2 separate regions of the Homo sapiens genome follow, and region 1 is linked to region 2. A link is a contact called in ENCODE Hi-C or POLR2A ChIA-PET data. All regions are on one chromosome and are shown on one strand. The core of a region is the stretch at or near the end of the contact, and the rest is flanking DNA. Distances in the headings are between cores, read along the strand shown.

The links. A loop is a pair of places that touch in the nucleus more often than their neighbours do. ChIA-PET counts read pairs that join two places held with the same protein, here RNA polymerase II (POLR2A). Pooled maps may share reads with other maps.
Region 1: a loop to region 2 is called in a map of CD8-positive, alpha-beta T cell, with 8 times the contacts of the local background. The contact joins the promoter of CHM here to the promoter of HMGN5 in region 2. A Hi-C loop is called at or near these places in 2 of 168 maps with a recorded cell type or tissue (CD8-positive, alpha-beta T cell and naive thymus-derived CD4-positive, alpha-beta T cell) and 9 of 50 pooled maps. POLR2A ChIA-PET finds 5 or more read pairs at or near these places in 1 of 52 experiments (activated T-cell).

Annotation. Positions count from the first base shown.
Region 1 is chrX:86,046,238-86,050,340 of GRCh38, forward strand. It overlaps CHM (CHM Rab escort protein), which reads right to left and starts at 1,321. Exons shown (of 15, transcript NM_000390.4): 1 at 1,247-1,321. The coding sequence starts at 1,295.
Region 2 is chrX:81,200,652-81,204,742 of GRCh38, forward strand. HMGN5 (high mobility group nucleosome binding domain 5) reads right to left here and starts at 1,262. Exons shown (of 7, transcript NM_030763.3): 1 at 1,086-1,262. It overlaps SH3BGRL (SH3 domain binding glutamate rich protein like), which reads left to right and starts at 1,451. Exons shown (of 4, transcript NM_003022.3): 1 at 1,451-1,594. The coding sequence starts at 1,550. RefSeq lists enhancers at 1,107-1,356, 1,477-1,646.

The DNA.
Region 1 (4,103 bases), core at 71-2,570, 4.8 Mb after region 2:
TGAGGATCAGAACCACTGACTGTTTTCCTGGGATGGAATGGGCCTTTGGAAATTTACCAGCTGTGTGATCCTGAGCAAATTACAACTTTTCCAAGTCCCCTTTTCCTCTTCTACAAAATGCAGAGAGTACCTACTACTCTAACAAGGTTGTGAGGATTATGTTCGGCTTGTAAAGTGCTTAGCACAGTGATTAGGAAATTTTAAGCATTCGAAAACAGGTAGCTATTATTTTTACTCCCAACCTGAAAACATGGCTGCTCCTAATCATGGCTGTATGAGAAGACAACGAACTGAATTCATTAACACAATGGACAGGGTCCCATCCACCAGAGCTTCTCTGGCCTACCACATTCTACAAACAGTAAAAAACCCCATCAAACAACCTATTTCATTCCATCTAAAATGATCATCCCTTACACTATTAAAAAAAATTGAAATTGCTGCCATATGTGTTCTGCTACGTGTTGTACACTGAATATGTCAACTAGAAACTGCAGAGGAGTTTCTGGTTCCACCCAAAACATGAAGAACAAACGACGGGAAAACAAGAGTTAGATAAGGTCACACACCTGAACTGGAACTCAGGACCTTATTCTCAGCACATTTAGTTATTGATGGTAGAAAGCAAGATGCTTTAAGCACCATAAAGCAGGAATAATGGCTACCTCAACAAAATAAAATTCCCTAGGTTTCTCAACAAAATAGAATCCGTTTACTTTCCCTAGTAAATTCATACGCACATGGGCAATAATTGAGCATCTTTCTTGTAAAACTGAGGATTAAGCTGTGTCTGAGCTGCGATGTATGCTAAGATCATACAAATCTATGAAAAAGTCCTATGAAATGGCGAGACAAAATGATGGGGAATATCACCTTGAAATCAATAAGGAAGGAATCATAATGTCTTGCCAAAGTCGTCTCCGTTGATAAAATCCCGACCCTCCATTTCATGACACTGCACATCCACTTCCCTCTAAGGAAATTAACAGGAATCACCGCAGCAACCAACCTCAGCAATCAGCATCGACCAGATCAACCCCTACTCAAATGGCGATAAGCACTGCGGGTCCCAGCCCCTCCCTGTAACTGCCAACTCCCGCGCTGACTCCGGACTACCTCACTTCCTTTCAGTTCTCCCTCCCACTCTCGACCCACGATGTTTGTCCCAAAACTCGCCACTGACAGAAAAAACAGAAACAAGACAGTCTTCCTAAACTTTGTCCAGGAAGCACCAGGCTACACATACCCGTCCCTATTACGATCACATCAAACTCCGAAGGGAGAGTATCCGCCATCTTGACGGGAAACGTGTCATGTGACTATTACTTGTGGAAATGAGATCAAGTTAGGCATTCCCTCCGTGGAAGGCGGAAAAGAAAACAGTGCATTCTGGGTGTTGTAGTTCTTGGGTGGAAGGTCCAGGCAGGCGACTACAGTATTATATTTAAAATGTTTACACGTAAGTTAAAAGCTCGACTCATTTTCCAGGCTGAATGCTGTAGCTCATTTAGCCTGGAGGGTTGAAGTAGGAAAGAAATGTAGATTTTTATTCCGTTAGCTAGGATGAATGTGGGAGACTTGGATACCCCTTGACAATACTGAAGCAAAATTGTTAGGAGACACGGAGAGCGGAGTGAAATTGAAGGCGGTTTGCTCTGTGAACAAAGGAGACTTTCATTCCAGCCTAAAAAACTGTTTCCCGCCATCGTTTCTGTACTTTCGTGTTGGCCCTCGAGGCATGGTTTTTCACACCAATACTTTCAGAATATATTCCATATCTTTTTCGTTTCCATGTCTCCTCGATGAAAACCCACAAAAAACCTCTCACCCTAGTTTCGCCAGAATGGAACTCCCACCGCGTCCGTATTTGTTCCAGTTAGTCCAGACAGCCACTCGGGCAATAAATTAGCCTTGCTTTACAGGAGGGAAAAAATATATGAAAGCATGGTTGCGCTGGATAAGCGTCTGTTGAGTCTGAATTCGATTTTCCGCACCAACTAGATAAGTTCATGTAAGATTCTCCTTAGTTTACATTTAGTTTCCAATCTATTAGTTTCCATAAGCTACCGTAGAAATAATTAAGGTAAAATGGTCTTTATATTAAAGTGATTGTATCTGATGAGGGGCTTTAGGTCGTCTATGTCTAACAGCTAACATAGCTCTCATAAGTATCTTCAAGGTCTGTCGCCTCCCACCGCTTCCCTCCAACCGCCCCCCACCCTGCCCCCGATTATTTAATACTCCGCTGTCTGACAACACCAAAGCAAAAGGGGAAGGATGCTGGGAATGAAGGAGGATACTTTTTTGACGACAGAAATTTCTTGTGTAGTTATTTTACAAGAGTTTCAAAATAAATCAAAGATAATGTGCAGTAGTGGGCCTTCCCTGACACCACCTATCCGCTAAGATGCTTGTGGTTCCCCAGACATTGTTTTCTTTCCAGTCTCTGACCACGCTCATGCTGTTCTTTCAGCATGGAATGATCTTCCCATTCTCTAGCTAACAGTTATTCCCAGGATGTCGCTGGGCTTCCACCTCCTCCTCCTTTCGTCTCCGTGTGTGGGCTGTTTCCCTACATGGTGCTAGACTTTGTCTTAACCCGCCATACTGCATTTATGACGATTCCTATAGAGTACACATATCCCCATATATCCACACAAAAATACACACCCAGACATGCAATACCATAATTATAAACCCCTGTACAGCATGACAGACACCAAGTCTCATTTATCTTTTTCACTCCTGCACCTAACCTAAGCCCGGTGCATAGTAGGAATTTAATAAATGTTTGCTAAACCAAACTTGATTTTGACTCCCCTAATAGATGGATGAGACGAGTCCCTGTCCTCATAGTGCTTACCATCTTTGCCTTTATATCTGCCCACCACTATCATGTGTCTTATATTTAGAAGATGTTCAGTGTCCATTAATTGTAAATATTTACATGAAAATGCTTTAAAATGTATTTTGATACGCTTTTTACTGCATTTCTCTTGCATTTTACCATAATCATTAGCAACATTGTACATGTTTCATTACTTTCTTTTATAGATCATCCAGTTGTATTACACAACTCTCTTAAGATATGGTCTTTGATTAGTATTTTCTGTAAAACAGATTCCCCTGAGAAGTATAATGTACTGTTCAGTAAACCACTTTGTCATTTGCCTTGGTATGTAAAGCAAGTTTTTAGTATTATCAGAAGTGAAACAGATATTATTTGTGAGACTCTTGATAAGACAGTAGAAAATGGAAACAAATGGATTTCTCAGAGTAAACACAGAAAACTTTCCAAAATCTTCTCTAATAATGAGAAGCCACAGATGGATGGTTAAAAACCTGATAAATAAAAGTATTTCTACCATACTTTGGATATATATTTATATACATTTGTTCATGTATACGAGATATATAAACTACATACATATACTTTTCAATATGAGTATCACTGACCTTCTAGGGATTCAGAAATTTTCTGACAATCACACCATGAAGATGCAATTCATTAATTTGTTTATTCCTCAAATATTCATTCAGCACCTACTATGTGCAAGACACTATTTTGGATGCTGAGATTAGAGCAATGAACAAAACAGACAACAACCCCTGTCTTCATGAAGTTTACATTTAGTAGGGTAAAACAAAATAAACAAGTAATTACTCTGTAGCATAGATTTTCCAATCTGTGCTGCCCTTAGTTTGAAACCTTCTTTTTTTCCCCTAAGGATAGAAAGCACAATCCTCAGAAGGATAATATTACCAACTTATATTTTGCTGTTCTTTCTCTAAAGTTATTATGGGACTTATTCATGCCCTTTTCTGGGCATGGAAAAGATTACTACATTAGGAAAATTTCAATCTTGTGCATGGAGAAAATGCTCCAAATACCTTTTATTTCAAATGTATTTTTGTAGACTTTATGCAAAGTAAAGATGAATATAGGAGTTAATAATTGCAGTAAAAAAAGCGTAAAGCAAAACAGCTGAATTGCATCTATTCTGTTATTCTAAGGACATCTTTTTTTTTTTTTTTTTTTTTTTTTGAGACGGAGTCTCTCTCTGTCGCCCAGGCTGGAGTGCAGTGGCGCCATCTCCGCTCAC
Region 2 (4,091 bases), core at 12-2,511:
AACAATGAGAACACATGGACACAGGACAGGGAACATCACACCCCGGGGCCAGTCGGGGGGTGGGGGGCTGGAGGAGTGATAGCATTAGGTGAAATACCTAATGTAAACAACGAGTTGATGGGTGCAGCAAACCAACATGGCACATGTATACCTATGTAACAAACCTGCACGTTGTGCACATGTACCCTAGAATTTAAAGTATAATTAAAAAAAAATAAGAAGGTGGCCTCTGGAGTTCCTAACTCTGGAATGTACTAACCATATGATTTTAGGAAAACTATTTTTCTGAGTTTCAGTTTCTTCATCTGTAAAATTAATGTAATAGTACCCACCTCTTGAGGTTGTTTTAAGGACAACATGTAAAGAGATTAATTTGGAATTAGTATTTAAGACAGATTGGAGAAGGGAAAACCTGTGGGTAGGGAACAGTTAACAAAGCTATTGTAAGCACTGAGCCTAGGCAAAGACAGTAAACCACTAGACTGGAGACAGTGGAAAAACAGCAAAGGAAAAGAAGTAGGACAAGCGACTGACTCCTCTCCACTCTCATTCATCTTGCAAATTCCTTTTTTTCTGTTCATTTAACATAATCTGGGAACCTAAAACTACACTTTGAAGTATATGGTCTGTCTCTGGACATTATTAACTGTTTGCTCATTTCCTTAGAGCTACAAATAACCATCTGATCTCTCTCTTCACCATTTCAACATCTGCAATATGTTCTCCCAAATCCCTTACTTCAGTCAGTTAAAAAGCAAAACAAAACAAAAATCATCCATCTTTTTACACAATATTTTCAATCTTTTCTTTGTAATTTATTCCTTCATTCTTAAACTTGCCAATCAGGCCTCCTGCAAATTCCCACGGAAGCAGGGTTCCCTAATTTAACAAAACACAAAATTCAAAAAGAAAACCAATCCTGCCATTTCTGGGCTTAAGGAAACCTGAAACTTTCCTTCAAAACTCTGCAGCATTGCTCAGTACTTTAGTGCCTAATTCCTACAACGAGCTAAGATCAGAAAAATCACTACGTAATAGGAATCTTAAAATGCGCAAGGCTTTGAGAACATGGGTTTTCAACATACAGCTTGCTCTTTCAGGATCTGTCTTCTTATTTGCATATATTTCTGAGCAGGAAGTTATGCGCAGTACTTTTAGTCTCCGCGTGAAAAGGTCCTTCATGCTAATCTAATTCAATTCAGTTCTCCTTTTTCTTTCTTCTTCTCCTCGCCCTCTTCTCAGGGAAGGAATCGTCAAAAATCAATGTTTCAACAGATCTCGCGGTGCTATTCGAGATTCCCTATTAAAAAAAAATAGAATTGATGCAAACAGCCTGTTCCTTCCGGGGTTTTGGGCTGGAACTGCAGCGCTTAGAGAGCTCGGTGGAAGCTGCTAAAGGCGGAGGCGGGGCTCTGGCGAGTTCTCCTTCCACCTTCCCCCACCCTTCTCTGCCAACCGCTGTTTCAGCCCCTAGCTGGATTCCAGCCATTGCTGCAGCTGCTCCACAGCCCTTTTCAGGACCCAAACAACCGCAGCCGCTGTTCCCAGGATGGTGATCCGTGTATATATTGCATCTTCCTCTGGCTCTACAGCGGTAAGGAGAGTGGGGAGTCCACCTTTGTTGTTTTCCTACACACCAGTCCTCTGCTGCCCCAGAACCATTAAAATGCAGAAGTTCCTCTGGCAGCTTCTCCTTTGGAAGACTCATGCATCCCCGATCCCACCCTTCTTCTTCCCTTTTTTCCCTTTGTTGCATCGATTTCATTTTTTTTTTTTTCCACATAGAGTTCAGCTTTGTTTGCTTCGTGACGTTGGGGGGCACATTTCTGCTTTGAAGGAAAACGAAAGCTACCAAGTTTTGGGAGATGGGAGATGGTGCTATACGGTCTTTAGGGTTACGTGAAGTCAAGTAAAATCGCACACTGGTGAGTTTCAAGAGTGAGACATTTGATGAATACGCCCTAAGTACTGAGACAAGGAGGAGTGCACTTCTGTAAAGGATGGGGGTACACATGCTGTAACTGGTGGGGATTGAGTGGAGGCCTACCGAGGCATTGTAATTATTCTGGGTGAGTGAGACCCTGGTAATAGAGTTATTTTGAGAGTGTGTAGAAGAAAGTGGTTAACTTGAGCTTGAAGGCCTGTTAGAACTAGACAAATTGGGAGGGGAAGTTGGTAACAATGACGTAAATTTTTTTTTAACTTAATATGACACGAGATTCAGTTTTCCCCCCATATTGTCCCTTATTTTGACTGTTTCTATTCTTTCAAAATATTTTACTTTTAAATTTCTCTCACTGCTTCAAGTATATTGAGAACTGGATAGGGAGCTCAGTGGCTTCTTGTGTAGTGGCAGCCTGAGTTGCTGCTGCTTCAAATGATAGGACTTTCTCTTTCATGGATTCACTTACTCTTAATTTAGAATAACAAATTTTCAGCAGCTGTCGGGAGAATATGATAAACTGGGGTGCAAGATGAGTGTATATCCATGATAAATGAAAGTGCTTCTGCTTTTTACAACTCAAGAGAAAGGCAGACAGTGGCAAGAACAGATGTGTGGGTTCAGATTGTAGGGTATAGGAACCCCTTCCCTCTTCTTGAGCTTTAGAGCAGCAGCTAATCCAGGTTGTTGTGTGTTTTTATTTTTTGGCTTGTTTATTTACACCTGAGAGGATGTGGAATGGAAGTGGAGGTTATGTTAAATCACAAGAACCTTGATATTTGAACTTTGTCTTCTCTGGCCACCATGTGTGGATATGTTTATGCAATTTTGGAATATCAGAAAATTTAATCTTACATTTTTTGAATAAGTTTAGGTTAAAAAAAAGAACACCTTTTATATTTCCTTTGGACCTAATTTTATGAGCCTCTTGCTTTATTATTTTCCATACATGTTGTCTAATATTTCAAAGTAAAATTTGAGTTGCTCAGAGTCTCAACTCAATCCAATAATTGTAAAGTCCAACTTAATGCCTTTAGTTAAACCCCTAATGAGACTGAACAGATCAGGCAGTTAGTTTTGCTTTGGGAGTCATACAGTTTCAATACTGTTATTTATTCTTTGCTTTCTCCTTCCTCTACCCCTTCTTTAAAAGTAGATTCAACAAGAAACTGCTTTCAGAATTTCTATTCAAGTAAGAATAACTGCACCTCTCTTTGTTAAGTCTTAAGTTTCCAAGAGCCTTAGAAATGGCTGCTGTCTTCTATTATTTCCTTTATTGGACTCCTTTTTTTTTTTATTTAGATTTCAACTTTTATTTTAGATTCAGAGGGTACATGTGCAGATTTGATGCATGGGTATACTGTGCAAGGTTTGGGGTACCATTGAACCTCTCACCCTGGTAGTGGGCGTAGTACCCAATAGGTAATTTTACAACCTTTGCCTTCCTCCCTCCCTCCTCTGTAGTCTTCAGTGTCTATTCTTCCCATCTTTGTTGGACTTTATTGTTGAAGACCATGCAAATGGCAGATGTTTATGGTATTTGTATTTTATTTCAATTTTTTGTCATGAGTAGTTAGAAATTTATTAGAAATTTATCTACTGTAGTAATTATAGTTCAATGAACCTGTTATCAAAATTCTACTTCATAATGCCAAAATAAATCCTTGCTTTATTATACTATTACAACACTTTTAAATAATACCAAAACAGTGTAAAGTGAGTACTTCTTTGTAACATGAATGGAGTGGTGATTATTTACTTCAGAAAGGCACTTTTCAGTTTGCTGTACTAAAGTTTTCCTTTAAGATTGATGCCCTGTTTGTTTTAATACATAAGTTAGAAAGTTTTGAGCAAATATCCTGATGGAGTCCTACAATTGCACATAGTGAGATACTTCAATAAGTGACTAAGTTTAGTTGTCTGAAGAACAGTTAAAAGCTTCTTTGCTTTGGATTGGTGGTAGCTGACTGTTTCTTAATCTTCCTACTGGTTGTCATTAAAAAAAAAAACAACAGATGTTATACTGGTTATACTGGGCAGAGTGGGGGATCTGGATCTGTGATAATTGGCAAGACAATGTTAACTTATTATGGTGGCGGGCGCCTGCAGTCCCAGCCACTCGGGAGGCTGAGGCAGGAGAATGGCGTGA